2 separate regions of the Mus musculus genome follow, and region 1 is linked to region 2. Evidence: chromatin loops called from intact Hi-C (ENCODE). Cell type or tissue: left cerebral cortex. All regions are shown on one strand. Each heading gives the region's core, and the rest is flanking DNA. Links, peaks and the distances in the headings are about the cores only.

What was found. Peaks named below come from ENCODE experiments on the same cell type or tissue, not always from the same donor. Only the 100,000 strongest peaks of a DNase experiment are listed, where the experiment ranks them.
Region 1: a loop joins it to region 2, with 2.4 times the contacts of the local background. A loop is called at or near these places in 1 of 42 quality-filtered maps.

What each region holds. Positions count from the first base shown.
Region 1 is chrX:75,125,273-75,133,464 of GRCm38, reverse strand. It overlaps Mpp1 (membrane protein, palmitoylated), which reads left to right and starts at 2,449. Exons shown (of 12, transcript NM_008621.3): 1 at 2,449-2,740; 2 at 7,585-7,728; 3 at 8,016-8,094. The coding sequence starts at 2,639. In left cerebral cortex, for the core only: no CTCF peak of the experiment used is centred there; DNase peaks (open chromatin) are centred at 2,446 and 3,851; H3K4me3 peaks cover 1,686 bases; H3K27ac peaks cover 880 bases.
Region 2 is chrX:75,412,493-75,420,684 of GRCm38, reverse strand. It overlaps Cmc4 (C-x(9)-C motif containing 4), which reads left to right and starts at 4,101. Exons shown (of 4, transcript NM_001294277.1): 1 at 4,101-4,147; 2 at 4,472-4,670. Mtcp1 (mature T cell proliferation 1) reads left to right here and starts at 4,101. Exons shown (of 5, transcript NM_001039373.5): 1 at 4,101-4,670. Brcc3 (BRCA1/BRCA2-containing complex, subunit 3) reads right to left here and starts at 4,057. Exons shown (of 10, transcript NM_001358737.1): 1 at 3,844-4,057; 2 at 3,092-3,108; 3 at 2,220-2,274. The coding sequence starts at 3,966. In left cerebral cortex, for the core only: a CTCF peak has its summit at 3,990; a DNase peak (open chromatin) is centred at 4,060; H3K4me3 peaks cover 1,995 bases; H3K27ac peaks cover 920 bases.

The DNA of each region.
Region 1 (8,192 bases), core at 1,774-6,773, 290 kb after region 2:
AGCTAAACAATGTCTTTATACATTCATAATAGAAACATTTCTTGCTTTTATATATTGAAATGTCATTATATTTATTGTTTTGGGTTTTTTGTTGTTGTTGTTGTTGTTGTTGTTGTTGTTGTTGTTCTTGTTCTTGTTCTTGTTTTTCGAGACAGGGTTCCTCTGTATAGCTCTGGCTGTCCTGGAACTCACTTTGTAGCCAGGCTGGCCTAGAACTCAGAAATCCGCCTGCCTCTGCCTCCCAAGTGCTGGGATTAAAGGAGTGTGCCACCACGCCAAGCTTATTGGTTTTTGTGTGTGTGTGTGTGTGTGTGTGTCTACATGTGTATGTGAAGGATACTTAGAAAGTTGTATACACTCACGTATGTATAGATTCACAAACCCCATGCATATATAGAAATGGGAGGATGACCTTATGTGTTTTTCTCTATCACTCTTCACCCTATTTTCCTTAATATAGGGTCTCTCACTGACTCTGGAGCTATGCTGGCAGCCAACAGATTCTCTTATTTCTCTTCATAGCTCTGGGGTTACGAGCATGTTTGGCCATGACCAGCTTTTTAAGTGGTTGCTGGGAATTTAAATTCAGGTCTTCATGCTTGAACAGTAAGTTATCCTAACCAGTGAGTCAGCTTCCCATTCTCTCATAGTTTGGGGATTGTTTGTTTCTGAGAAAGTGTTTGGTATAGCTCAAGTTGGATTCAAATTCACCTTGTAGCAGAAGCTGAGTTTAAACTCAAGATTCTCCAGTATCTACCACCCAAGCACTGAGATTACAGGTATGTGCCACTATGTCTAGTTCTCTTTTGTTTTAAAAAAGTTCTTTTTCTTCCCAACAACTGGAGCAGGTGCTATCCCAAAAGCTGTTGCCTGTAGGTGGGGTATACTCTTCTAGCTGGGCTGCCTTATCTGGCCTCAGTGGAAGAGGATGCACCTAGCCTCACAGAGACTTAATGTATCAGGGTGGGGGAATACTCAGGAACCCCCACCTACTCAGAGGAGAAGGGGGGATGGGAGAAAGAATGGTAGGAGGAGGTGACTGGGAGGAGACAGTGAGCAGGATACAAAGTGAATAAATACAATAATATATATGATAAAAAGAATAAAAAGACTTGATTATGTGTCATGTTATAAAAATATATAATTACATTTTCCTTAAAAATATATACTCTCCAACATCCATATATTTAAGTGGAATAAAATATTCTGATTTTTTAAAGTTCTTTTTCTTATTTACTTATTATTAGTTTTGTTTTGAGACAAGGTCTTATGTATTCTAGGTTGCCCTCAAACTTACTGAGTGACTGAGAATGACTTTGAACTTCTGATCCTATTAACTCCACCTCCAAAATGCTAAGATTATAGGCACGCACTATCATGAATAGTGTGTGCATTACTGAGAGTTGAACCCAGGGATTTTGCATGCTAGCTAAGCAGTCCGCCAACTGAGGTTCATCTTCATTGTGTATCACATAAACCAAGGTTCCAATTTCATCCTTTCCAGTTCCACTGTCAGTTAATGAAAGGCCTTATTTACTCACCTAGCTGTTTTTATTATTGAGTACCTTTGTATATGGGCACAGAGGTGTTACATAGTTGATTATTCTGTAACATTGCTCAGTGTATTCTCTTCCTCTGTACCAAGATCTCCTCCTTTGCCCTTCTCTCCTCCCCTTTTCTCTTCTCTTCTCTTTTCTTCTCCTCTCTCTCCACCTAAAAGTAATTCTTCTAGGGACGGGGGAGAGTGTAAGCTATCAATCATACAAGCTCTGAATTTTAGGACAGGATTCCCAAGGAGCCTTTAAACCCAGTAAACATTCATTTTGTTTAGAAAGTCTTTCATTAGTCTCCAGACCATTTGGAAGTTTAGGGCGTTTACTCCAATTCTTGAAGATTATTTGTTCCATTTGCTTCTGTTGATTCCTAGAAATTGTGTGGCATTAACAACAGGAGATCTGGCCTAAGGTAAATAAAACCAGTTTGCTCTTGAGGGCAGTCCCATCTTTCCTCGCTGAATAGCATATACCAATGTAAATGATGGTACCAGCAGCACACTTTTACAAGTCTAAACCTGGAAAGGTGCATTGGCCTTGGGACCAATTTAAGAGCCCCTACATTCTTCAGGGTAGCTGGTTGATTCCTGATGTCAGGAGCAATCTGGATGTAAAGTTCACTCAGCTAGTTGCAACTCGTGGTTGGTAAAAGAGCTGCAGTTGCAGTAGTTGGACATTTTGGGATCCGCTTCGGTAGTTCACAGGTCGTGCGAGTAAGAGAGAGAATGGAAGCTCCTGTCTCGGAATTTTATCTTTTCAGGGATGCTGGCTGCGCATCTCGACAGGGCCCGCAGAGGCGTGGTTAGAGCGGAGCTTTCAAGCAACGCTAAACTGCGCCTTCTCCAATCGCTAAGCACAAGGAAGGCCAAGGCGTGGGTGGGCTTAGGGGCGGGCCAGGGTGGAGAGTAGGCGGAGCGTGGGTACTGCTCTGCTTGGCCCTCCTGGCTCTCAGCGCAGCTCTTGATCCCTGCCTCCTCCGCCGCCTTAGTCTAGCTCGTCTCTGAACAGGCCGCAGTTCCCCGATTTGCGATTCCTGGGCTCAAAGCTCTGCGGCTACTGCGTCTGGTTGTCTCTGCTCCTGAGAGATGACGCTCAAGTCGAGCGAAGGCGAGGGAGGGAACAGCATGCGCACCGCACTTTCGGACCTCTACCTGGAGCACTTACTACAGAAGCGTAACCGACCTGAGGTTAGCGGGACCCCTGGGGTCCTCTGGGTTCGGGTTGGGTCTAGGATCCAGGCCTTTCCATCTGCTGCTGGATTTTTCCTATCCATGGCCTTGTTCCCAAGCGCTCTGTCCCCGGATGGCCAGATCTTGGGTGTCTTGCCCCCAGGGTGGAGGCCTTAGCACTGGGCCCGATTCCTGCTGAGATCTGGGTGTGGTGGATAGTTGCCTGGAGCAGCCCTCCTAGGTGAAAATCCCGAGAGGCAGGCCAGGACTAAATGAATACTTAAGGTCAAAGAAAACTTGCTCATGGATGGAAGTCTACTAACAGACTTGAAGAAGGAAAATAAGACTTTAAGGAACACATCCAATAGTAGATCTGCCTGGCTGTTATTGAGCGTTTGTGTTGTTTCACAGACATGGTTGTGAAAACCAACTTCGTGCTCTAAAAAGCTCACACATTTCCCTCTGCATTTCATTTCAGGGGGTCTCCTTGTGCTATGCTGTAAACTAAGGTAGCATTCATATTCCAGTGTTAGACAGTAAATAGTTATTAATCTAATATGTCAGGCCTCCAGAGGTGGTTGTGATTAGATTCTATGTAACATGTCTCCCCCTCCCCATTCACCTACGGACCCTGCTCCCTCTGCTCCCCAGTCCCTTCTCCTGGGAGATTTATGATGCTGCTTGTGATACAGCGAAGATGGCTTTGTGATAGGAAGGTACAGCTATTAAACAACATACATTACTTACACAAAATGTTCAAAGATGATACTAGATGAAACTGAGGAAATAAATCCAAAAACCTTTACAGGAATGGTAGCTATTATGTGTTTTGATCACTTTTTTTTTTTTGATAAAGGGAAAAAAAGAAAAAGTGAAGAATTAATACGAGAAAAAAATCCATATTATGACAGTTGTATTCTGGTTCCTCAATTCTGGAGCTCTGTTTCCTTTTCCCTATCTCTGGTGTCATTTCCCCTCCCCAAGCTAGTTTTGGAAGTATGGTTATTTAATCTTGCCTTTCTATGCTCCACACCCAAAGTCCTCTTTTAGTAACACTGACAGAGCAACTCACTGCTTAGGGGAAGAAACTGTGCACCAATTAAATGTCAGCAAATTTTATCTCTCTTGCTGGCAAGTAGGAGGACATTTTGCTTTTTTTGTTTATCTGTTTGTTTCTTGCTTTGAGACGCTGTCTCACACTAGCTCAGGTTACCTTGTAGCTTACTCAGTTGCCCCAACTGGCCTTGAATTCCTTGCAATTCTCCTGCCTCAGCCTCCTGAGTTTATAGGCACTATATGGGCTAACATGTCAGACTTCAGGACATTTTTAGTGTCACAACTAGATGGATTTATTTTTTACAGCAAGAAATTATCAGACCTCCCTCCAAAGTGTCATGACTGCTGAAGGAAACATCTATTCCTGATGTTCTAGTTCAGTGTCTTATTTAAGGTGAGCAAATAAAGTGCAAAGAACAAAACTTAATGTGATAAAAATTCTAATCTACTTAAGCCACTGTGGCCACAATAAAACCAAATTCCTATCTGTAAGGTATCTAGGTCTTTCTGGTTTTGAAAAATAAAATCATAGATATCCTAGAAGTGAAGGACAGAATATGAAGAAGACTAACAGACTATACTAGGTACTGAGAAAACTGGGGCAAAGACTAAATAATTTGAAAATAGTACTTTTTGTTTTTTTAGTTTAAATTCTCTGAAAACACAGACCTTGAATGGAAATATCCTCTTCAAATGATACAGCCAAACCTAAGAAGGAGTCTTTTTCTCTGGTAGAATGATAATCAGGAGCAGACTCACTGACCATGCTCCCTACTGATTCAACCAAGACTTGTTTTCTGCTATTGTACATGGCATTGAACCTTGGTGTCTCTGCACAGGCTGTCCTGTTTGCCCTTTAACTCCTAGATTCTACAAAGTGCAGGCTTCAGCAATGCTGGCCACTCCACAGTGCTTCACCCCCTACACCTCCTTCAGAGGAAACATCTGCAGCACAGTTCAAAGGGCAGAGACAGTTTCTCAAAGGAAGTTGAAATAAAAAAATAGATTGAAAAAATTGGCAGGGGTGGGGGCAGGGGTAGTGGGGGTGAATAGAGCAGGGGCAACTATAGTTGACTTTCTCATTTAAACCAATTGGCTTCAGAACAAAATGACAGTGAACTACTGAGCACAGGAATGAACAAACATTTGTTCAGCCTACTGTTAGGCTCATTGCCAACTGCTTCCACATGGTGAACTTAGAATGCCTAGTCCAAGGAAATGAATGACTCTAAATACAGAAGAGCTGGGAGTTCCTTACTATCACCTGCCAGCCTTGTGTAGCCCCTGACTGAATCACAAGTACCCACTCTTCACATGCACATCTGTTTCACTTTGTGAGTGGGAAAAAGTACAACAAAAAAGTTAGAAAAGTCATGAGAAAACCAACAATTCCCCAGGGAAGTATAGAGATTAGAACTATTTAACTATAAATGATAAGAACTGGAGAGACAGGAGGGCTCAAGAATCAGAATTTTTCTGGCAGGTATTGTCTTAAAATCATATATTAACTAGAGCTTTATTTGCCAGGCACTAAATACATCTCTCAATCCAAAGGCCACATGGTTAAAGGTCTTTGGCTGATGTGCTTTATCTGTATAGTACACTCTGGATGCACACACAGGCTTCTAACAACTGAAACTCAAGCAGCTCCATTTTTCATTTTTTCTGAATAGAAAGTAATCATTGTGACATAAAAATGAAGGGATATATGAGGATTTGAATGCTGAGCATTTTCTTGAGTGGCTTCTTTTGGTATTGTTGGTATGTCAGCACTCCCAATAGAGAGCTGTACAGCAACATAGTAACCATAGCTCACATTTACCCAGTGCTTCTAAGTTATGTTAAGCTCACAACCCAGTAAAGTCCTTAAGTTACCATCCTCATTTTTACAATTGAAAAAACACAAATGCAAGAAGGTCAAGAATCCAAAGTTACCAGCCATTAGTAAAAGAGCCAGGAATCTATCCTAGACTGGGTTTTTCTCGTAAGAAGTGTGTCCCACTGGGCAGTGGTGGCACATGCCTTTAATCCTAGCACTTGGGAGGCAGAGGCAGGTAGGTTTCTGAGTTCAAGGACAGCTTGGTCTACAGAGTGAGTTTCAGGACAGCCAGGGCTACACAGAGAAACCCTGTCTCACCCCCTCCCCCAAAAAAGTGTCCCAAGTTTTTAAGTTCTGTTTAATATTTTTTTTGCTAAATTATTTTCTTAAGGTATTTAAACACATAGTGCACAATTTGGAAGATATGGTGAGTAAAATTAGCCCGTGAAGGCAATTTCCTTTTCACTCTGTCTTGTAGCCAACCAATTTCCCCCTTCCTAGAAACCACCACTGTTCCTTCCAGACATTATTTGTGTGTAGGTAAACGTGAATATATTCATTTTTTCACTATTTATGGTGAAACTAGCATAATTGTCTTCAAGTTGTTTTATTTTCCACATGAACAGATGGTTTCAAAATTACCTCAGAGCTTCCTTCTCATGGCTACATGGTGTCTTCCCATGCAGTGACTGTAGTGTCATTGAATTGTTTGTTGTGTGAAGTTCTGTGTTGCTAGGTATTCTAAGTTAATTTTCAAATTACAACCCCTTTTCAACATTTTTGTTACAACATAAAGATCATGTGATGGTCATATGAGTTTTGGGACATTTTAGCTGCTAAACAAGACAATTTCTCAACACTTCCTCATGTGGAAGTTACACAGTAAGTGACACTATGCCAGTCCTCATTGTTTTTTCAGTTAGAAAGGAAGCAGTAAATTTAGAGACCTTTGTGGAAAGCACACCTATGTTATAAGACATACTTCTCTCCTTAGGTTTCTAGGCCAGATCTCCTTGTCTGTCATCTTCCCACCCTTCTGTGCCGGGGCGGGGGGGGGGGGGATGATGATTCCTACTCAAGACTCTTCTTTCCTCCAGAAAAATGAATTGGCAAGATATATTTTTCACAGCTCTTCCTAGTGTCTCTGTGTGTGGATAGTAAAAAAGCTGCTCTCCATTTTCAGTTTATACCCAAATACCAAGCTCACACTAGTTTTTCCTCCTCTGGCTTGCTGTGTAGGTTTTGATTTATTATTTTATGCACAAACATTTGTGAATAATAAAGGCAAGATGTCTTCATATTATCCTCAAATAATCCAAACTTTAAGTTTTTATTTTATTATTTAGTTTATGTATATGAGTACACTGTTATCTGTACAGATGGTTGTGAGCCATCATGTAGTTGCTGAGAATTGAACTCAGAACCTCTGCTCTCTGTGGACTCAAGATTTATTTATTATTATATATGTAAGTACACTGTAGCTGTCTTCAGACACACCAGAAGAGGGCGTCAGATCTCATTACAGATGGTTGTGAGCCACCATGTGGTTGCTGGGATTTGAACTCAGGACCTTCAGAAGAGCAGTCAGTGCTCTTAACCGCTGTGCCATCTCTCCAACCTCCAAACTTTTAAGTTACAGACAGTTGTGAGCTGCCATGTGAGTGCTGAAAATTGAACCCAAGTTCTCTCAAAGAATAGCCAATGATGTTAATGAGCTATCTCTTAATCCTTCAGAATATTTTTTAATGAAAATCATTCCTTTATCTGCAATGACCTTGTAAAATGTGTGTATTAAATTGAATAAGGAATGTTTACAAACAGCTTCACATGGATTCTAATGAGAGTAGATGTCAACCTTATAAAATAACTATTTTTTTATATTCTATTTTTTATATTCTAGAAGCTTTTTGGGTTCTAATTACAGATTGTTGATTAACTATGGAGTTTTACTGTGTATTTTATCCATTAATCTGTTTTAACTTGACAGACTTCATTGAACCAGTCAAATGTTACTACTGAGGACATGTACACCAATGGGTCCCCTGCTCCAGGTAGCCCTGCCCATGCCAAAGGTCAGGAGGCTCGGAGAGTTCGTCTCATACAATTTGAGAAGATCACAGAAGAGCCCATGGTAATCTCTTGTCCTATTGTCCCTTATCACTTATACTCTACTGATAAAGTCATTAGGCCGTAAGAGTATATGCCAAAGGCCACTCCTGGAATTGTACAGACTTACTGCTGTGTCTCTTTGTCCCCATTTCAAGCACCTTTCAGAGCAAGCTTCCTGCTTTTTCTACTTGAGACCTGCCCATGATACAGATGGAAATGGTTTTCCCTGCAAAATTTCCTTAAGATGCTTTAAAGATGTCCTCAGCAAGGGCTTAAAACAAAGTTTCCTTTTCATTGCCTTTATTCCAGGGGATCACTTTGAAGCTGAATGAAAAACAGTCGTGTACCGTGGCCAGAATTCTCCATGGCGGCATGATTCATAGACAAGGTACTCTGGCAGGGAGGAGGGGTCCTAAGTCTAATTTTACCCTGGGATAATTATTTACTCTCTGTTCAGTTGTTTGGGACAAGGAGCTTATAGTCCTA
Region 2 (8,192 bases), core at 1,932-6,931:
TCTTTCATAATCATTATGCACCTATTTTTACTAGAACACACACTGTGTCATAATTATTTTCACACTTTTCTCCTCTATTAGGATGCAAGCTTCTCAGGAACAGAGACCATTTTTTATTTATGCTTTCTCACCAGTAACTACTACAATGTATGGCAGGCATAAAACAGATGAAAAAGAAAATTAGAAACAGATATAGATGCATACATAGCCTCTCAAAGAATAACAAGACAAATAACTGACTTTTCAACAGGAACTATGAAATCCCAAAGATTATATCTTAGAATACTAAAATAAAATAGATGCAAACCAGGAATTCTATAGTCAAAGAATGTATCCTTTAAACTGCAGATAAAATAAAAGACATATTCAGATATCCAATGGAGGGAATTATAAAAACAGAAATGTTATAGTTCTTCAGAAAGAAAGGTAATTCCAGAAAATTACAAAAAGGAAAGTGCCATATAAATATCTGTATAAACACAATGAATACAGAGTGTACAAAATAGTAGTAATAATGTTAAATAAAGCTTTTATACATACATACATATACAATATATAATATACTAATATATGTAATTAAAAGGTATGACAATAACCCAAAAAGTAAAGGGTATAAATTAACATAACAAATGTTCTAAAATTTTATTATGAATACTCCCCAACTTATAATTATTTTACCAAGGATTTTTCAACTTTACATTGATGGGGAGGTGGTATACATTAGACAGAAATTGTACTCTAAATTTGAGTCTTCCTAGGAAGTCTGGTACTTTAGGTGTATTATACACTTGGGTGTATGATATTTTCACCTTAGAGTGAGTTTATTAAGATATTACAAAATTGTATTGGAAAAACAGTAAAAATAGTTGTATTACACTTAACAAATGAAGAAAACATATTAAAATATGTAGAATAACCAGTAAAAAATAAAAGGTTATTGTAACTAATAAATGGAGGGCCAAATAGAATAATAAAATATATTTGAATAATACAAAAGAAAGTAAGAAAAGAGAAAAAGAGTAATTCAAGACAAAAGGTAGATTAAATAGTAAGCAAGAAAATGGCAATTAAAATTTATATATAAATTAGTAACTACTAAAAATAACAAACTCCAAATAAAAAGATCAAGGGGAATAAAAAAGTTTACAAAAGAGTATTGACCAAAGGGATATATAGAATTAATAAGAAGGCTTTTGTTCCTTTTAAAAACTGAGAGTGACTTAAGTATATCATTTGTAGCCTTATACATAGGAAAAATGTTATGGTAAATCTAGGTTGTCAATTTGGTTGGGTTGAATGGTTTCTTGAGTAAGATTAGGGACACTCCCTGTTGGTGTGCCCATTCCAGCATTTTAAAGGAGGACTGATTTACAGGAGAGTAGCAGGAGAGTCTTTCCCCCTGGATGTGGATTCTCCATGCAATAGTCTGGGAATCCAGATGAAATTAAAGAAAGAGAAGAGCAGGGCAGGCTAGTTCCATCCTTCCTGAGCTAGTGCATGTAGCATTGTATCTATCACCAACAGCCACCAGACCCAATAGCCTTCAGCCATCCAGTGAAGATGCACACCAGCTAAACTCCTGGGAGTTTCTAGGCCTGCAGTAGAGCTACAGCATTTATCCTCCTTGAGCTGAGGCTTTCATTTTCTTGATTTAGCCTGTATGGAATTATCCCACTCTCCAGCAAGCACACGGCCAATTTTGGACCACCCAGGCCCCAACTGGGTAATAAATCCTATAAATTTCCTCTTGTAAGAAAGAGATTTCAATTCTATTGCTTCTGTTCCTCTAGAAAACTTTAATACAGGAATTAAGGAGGCTTAGAGGTTATAGTGAAGGAATTTGTATATAGGAAATAAAGATAGTAAGTAAGTAAGTAGATGCTTTCCCTAGTAGCTTGGAGAAAGGATAAGAAACAATTACTTTTACTGTACTTTACAGACTCCTTGGGCTCTAATATATTGAAGGAAAATCTAACTAGTTTTATACAATTAGCCTAGAGAATGGCAGGAAAACTGAGGTGGGAATGAACACTCAGGAGAAAAGCCAGAAACTAACTAGGTCCCATTCTCATGAGATTTTTCATCTGATTTTAGTATGGAAAAAAACTATGCTGCACAATTACAAAGTGGATTAATATCCTGGCTGAAGTCCTCAAACAGACTGCTGAACTTTCTCCCCAATCATAAATTTTGATCATCCAGAATTTTATCATACATACCTTTTCTTGGACTGTGCGCATTTCCGTTCCAGTGTATGTAAATTTGGAGTCACTCCTATTGGAGATAGATTAGAAAAGAGAGTAATTGTGGTTTAGAATAGAAAAAGGAGTCAAGGAAAACTAACATAAACAGTTTTTGCAATGTAACCTTAGCTGAAACAGAAGAGGGAGGAAGAAGAACAGAGTAGATTCCAGGTTTTAAGGAGAAGGCTTGATAAACAATAAGCTACGCTTTGCAGTTTAAACAATAGAGACTCAAAGGTTTTACCATCTCTGAAGCTTTTAAGCTACTAGGATCTGTAGGATTCACAGGGGTGGGACAGAAATCCACTGATAATTTAGATGGGTAATGGGTCAACAAGGGAAAAGCCTCTCAATATGTAGGCATTATCTGCCATAAGGAAAGTAAGTGGCCTATCCCTGGTGTTTCAGGGAAGAGAGATATAAAACAAATAAAGCGAGAAAATGGAATGTAATAGAACCAAATGTCAAGTATATTGATAGTCATTTTTAATAAGCTGCCTTTATTCCAGTCAACAAAGTTCTATTCATTTAGCTATTATGCAGTAATCAGTTAGGCTCTGGATCTCCAACAAAATTCTATGTTTAAGAACTTTTACAAATTCACTTATGATGTTGGTTTCTTCTGCCAGATTTTCCACATAGGAGCATATATATTTTACATAAAGATTATGCTATGATATAAGGTTAAAATGAATCTTTAGGATCACGGTAGAACTCAGATTATAGTGAGGCATCTCTATACTGTTAATATTAAGATAAAACATGTAAATACTGTTAAAAAGTTGCTGTACTTCTTCACTAAGAATCAGTTTAGTTTATAATATGTAAATAAACAAATATAGTCTTACCTTATGTCATCATTCAACTAGAGTAGGAAAGAGCAGAAAATATTAATGACACATTTAGTTAGTTATAGGGATGCACATTTACATGAAAATTAGGCCATATGTTCACACACAACAGTATGAAAGACTGGAGAATTCATTCTGAGTACTTTAAAGCTACACTGTACTTCCTCATCTACTTTCAAATATCTGTAACATTTAACCACAAAGAGACTTTGGAGTCCATGAAACCCTTCTGTTTGAGTTCTTTGCTGGGCTTTAAAAATGCTTTAGTGATAGCTAGCTCTGCTTCACATAGGAAAAACTGGTGGCAAGACACAAGGCTGTAACCTGGGCTACTGGTTTTCTAATATCTGGATAACTCATGCCAGAATGTGTTTCTGGCCTGGTTTGCAGTTTTAATCACTGGTATGATAACCCCCATCCCCTGAGTTCATGCAGACCGCTGAGGGTTTACAGGAACATAAGCATGGATCAGAGCGCCAGAAGAAAAGTACCCCGCGACAGCATTAAAAACTCAAAGGAAGCCGGAATCCCAGCACTCGGGAGGCAGAGGCAGGCGGATTTCTGAGTTCGAGGCCAGCCTGGTCTACAGCGTGAGTTCCAGGACAGCCGGGGCTACACAGAGAAACCCTGTCTCGAACAACAAAATAAAACACCTCAAAGGATCCAAATCACATCCCTATGGCCTCCCAGCCGCCTCCAGGAACACAGGGTATTGATCAGCAAGATTTCAGCCAAGGTGGCCAACTTACCTCCCCTATACACAGACCCATCACTTCCTCCTTTTCTGTGCTCAGAGCATGGTTGAGACAAACTAGGAAAGCGTCAGACTCAAGATGAACCGCCTGCACAGCTTGCACCACCTGCACCGCCATCTTCTTTCCGCTCACGTCCGCCAAGGGCGCACAGCGGCTCGTCCAACCCGGCGCTCAGACGCAGCGACCAGCCCTTAGCTTGAGGCTCCGCCCAGCCCTGGAAGAACAGCGCGGGTTCCACAGGGGCGGAGCCTGGGGCTCAGAGGCGGTGCCCGCCTAGCAGCACCTGGGAGAAGAGCGGGTTGGTCTCGGCTAGCAAAGCATTGGGACGTTGGGTGGTGGCTGGCGAAAGAGGTCTACGCGTCAGGCTGGGCAGCTAGCTGGGCAGCAGGGAGGCGGTGTTCCCCCGCCGGGGCGGACGTAGGCTGTGAGTAGCTCCAGGCCGCCAGGGCAGACGCCTTCATAGTGCTGGCGCCCATTTTGCCCGCCCGCTGATGAGAGCCCGGCGCGGCCTACATGCGTCACGGACAGCACTTTGAGGCGACATCGCTGCGAATAAAGGGCCTCTTTTGAAAGTCGGTCCTAAAACAGTTAAGGTTTTATTTTATTTTCTTTTATTTCCAAGTCACAGCCCTTGGACCACTTCCGGCTGCTGGCCTGCACCTCCTACCTTCAGTTCTAGTGACCTCGGCTCGGGATGCCCCTTGGTTCGTCCTAGGCTCACAACGCGAACCCTGCTTGAGTGTCCCGGGGTGGGGGACCTGGAAGTTTTAGCCTAGCTGTGCTGGAGGCGGAATAATTAGTCCAAGAAACATTTTATTCATGTGAGTAGCCTTTGACAGAAACAGTGTTTTACTGTATCTGAAAAAGTAACTCCAGTTTGCTTGCTGCTACTTTTTACAAAAGCTTTTAGATATATATTTGTCTGGTACAGGAAGAGAAGGATGGAGGGACTTTATTGTTCAAGTTTGAATGTATCACATCAAGTAACTAATTATAGAAAATTACAGATTCCCTCTGATCATTTCCTTGGTGTCAGACATGGTTAACTTATATATAAAACTAATTTTATTTTAAAATATGCCAATGAACTGAGGGGAAAATATACAAATCTTCCTTAAAAAATTACAAGTTTACCAATTACACAAGGGGTTTAGTACTGATTATAAATGAATGCAAAATATATACCACACAGCCTCCACATCTCATATGCTTTTGTTTGAATTTGTTTTTTTTAAAAATTCCTTTTGTAGTTCTGAAGCCAGACAGATATGGCAGTACTGGAAAGGGAACATATTGAAGGTGTTACTTGAAGAGGTGTTGATGCTTTGCTCTTTTCTCCCAAGTCAGTTCCAACCTAAGTCTCCATACAAATACTGTCCCAAGTCCAGAGCACTGTGGTACAATATATATGCTAGCAACCTCTGTTTTTGCCTAATGCTTAGTCCACATCTTTCCATGATTTAAGTTTTATAATGATAAAGATTGGAGAAATTGCAGGGGTGTAATTGGACCTATCTATATCTTCTCTCTAAGTTTCAGTTTTATATCATATGTTATTTTCAGTTACTGTTCATAGCTAACATGTCCTGCCTTGATGGGGCAGCATGGACTGCTCATCTTACTATATTTGCTTAAGGGATATTTTTAGTTTATCAATTTGTTTAGCTACCTTCAAGAAGAAAAATACTTTTGTTTGTTGATTTTAGTCAGTCTCATATTCTAGAGTGTTCATGCTACCTATCATAGCTCCAAACATTTGACTGGAGAGGGAAGTAATGATTAATATTTATAGCAAGCTTATTATAGGCTAAAGACTCTACTAAGAATTTACATATATAGTGTCTATGAACTGCCTCAACTGGAATCAGGCTCTGCAACCTCTAGTTGTGTGAACTAGTAGACTAGTTACCTAACTTCTGTGTGCCTTATATTCATCACCTTTAAGTGGGAATAATACTAATCCCTGACTCATAGCATCCCATGAAGACTGTAAAGATCAAATGGGTTAATATACCTAAACGTATGTTAAAACCTATGAGAAGTGTTTACTAAGTATCATTACAATCAATGTGTTCATAATTTTACACCTCAGAGAAAGTGGAGGAAAAAGTAGGTTGTCTGATGGTCATAAAGCTTCTCAGTGACAGAAGCGGGATTCATTCATCAGGCAAGCTGATACCTAGGCCTGTATTCTTTGCCAACTGAAGTTATAATTGGATGGCATTATTAAATAACTTCAAATAACTAGGGCATTCAACTTATTGATGCTAGTTAAAAAACTTAAACACCTCAAAATTAAAGCAAATCATATTCTTTTAAAGAAAAATATATAAAATCATCCTTTCTGTAAGGAAAAATGATGGTTCTACTTAAATTACAACCAAAGAAAGCTCTTCTGTATTCCATCATTCATTTAGAACCTAATTTACAAAGTATCTAAAAATAATTTGTCTAAGTCAACATGGCTTTCGGAATGAAGGCAACTTTTATGGAGGAAATCTCTTAGTGGTTGTGATAGCTGTAAAGTTATGCAAACATTTTGGGGATATATTTGTATTTGAAACTGGTAGTATTTTAAGTTAAATTGCATAGGTTATATTCCATGTATTGTATTGTACCTTGTAACTAAGTTTATCCTGAGATTAAGATATTCCTTAGTTGGGGGAATCCTGAAATTTGTGAACAAATACCATATGCCAAAAAATGTTCTCTAGTCAAATAAATTTGGGAAATGTTAAAACTATATAAAATCTCTGTACAGTATAAGTTGGTTGGAGTTTTTACTATGCTAATGTGCTTTTATACTCTCCAATATTCCCAAACTTATTTGACCAAGGAAAATGTTGGGAAAGTGTTCTAAGAATCACATTTATAGAAATGATGTTTCATTCATCCAACATGTGATTTTTTATAGACTTTGATCTGGATGCCTTTTGCTAAGCCTTTGCATTTCTCTATTGAGGGTGTCGACGGTTTCATAGTTATGTGGTGGCTTATTAGACCCTTGATCACTGGAATTGCCTCTGGGCCAATTTGCCCTCTTAATGATAGGACACATAAATCCAGGTTAATGTGCCGAGTGTTGTTCCCAGGCTCGTATTGTCAGTGCTCAACCTGTTATCCTCTGGAGGTTATAGCAGCACACTATAATGCCTTTCTTCTAAGAACATTTTGTAGTGCCTTATAATAATTTAGAATATTACATGCTATCTGCCTTCTCTTCCACTGGAATTATTTCCTTTCAATGTCAGTATGACCAATAAAGTTTTGTTTTGATTCAAAAGAAATGTAAATGTCAACATGTTGGTTGTTGCTAGGACCTATCTATACCTATGAAGTTGAAATGGTCTTGAAGCCTTTAACAGTTGGATTCTCCTTTCAAAATGTTCCGTGTGTGTGTGTGTTTGTGTGTATGTGTGTGCACTCATTTTATTTTTATATTAGAATTTGCTGGGGATGATCTTTCTAAAGCTCTAGAAGAAAGGCAGAACATTTGTATTTGCTGAATGAAAAAAATTCCAAGTTTTATAGCTAGAGACTCATGGAACAGCAAAAGTATGAAGCTTGAGACAGCCCTGGTATTTGAAAGAAATTTGGGGTTGAATACAGTGGCAATAATGATATTGCTAGAATTGGTTACATAAACTATAGCAAATGAATGGAAAAAATTCAAGATAACTCATAACTTTTGACTGTACAGAAGAGGTGATATTGCCATATTATAGAAAGGAGGTTTGGTTATAGAAAAAGGTTTCTTTCATAAATAAGTTGGAAATGAGAGTACATCCAGGTGAAAGGGGGAACATGTGAGAGGTTCAAAGTCATAATCACTCAGGGAATAAATGGCTAACTATGATGCCTATTTATTAGTCACTATATTTTCTTTCTCTTTCTTTCTTTTCTCTCTCTCTGCCTCTGTCTCTCTCTTTCTGTCTCTCTCTCTCTCTTTGTTTCTATTTTCTTTTCTTTTTTTTTTTTTGAGACAAGGCCTCCTTATCTCCTTAACCTAGAGATTAGCCAAACTTTCTATGTATCCCAGACTGGGCTGAACCTTGCTCAGCCTCTGTCATCCTGGGGTTACAGGCATGCACCAACATACCCATTTTGAGACAACAATTTTTATTCCTACTTACCTTTTAGGGCACAGGCAGAAAAACAGTGTTAAGGAAAAATCAAATTCAGGATGGCATCCCTAAAAAAAAAAAAAAAAGGACTAGGTTTTATTTTAATTCCTTTATTTCTGCCTTCTTCTCATTCCACATCATAACTGACATCTGGTTTGGTCTGAACACTATCATTTTGAAGGTTCTAACCATCTCCCAAACTATGCTTCATTTCCTTTT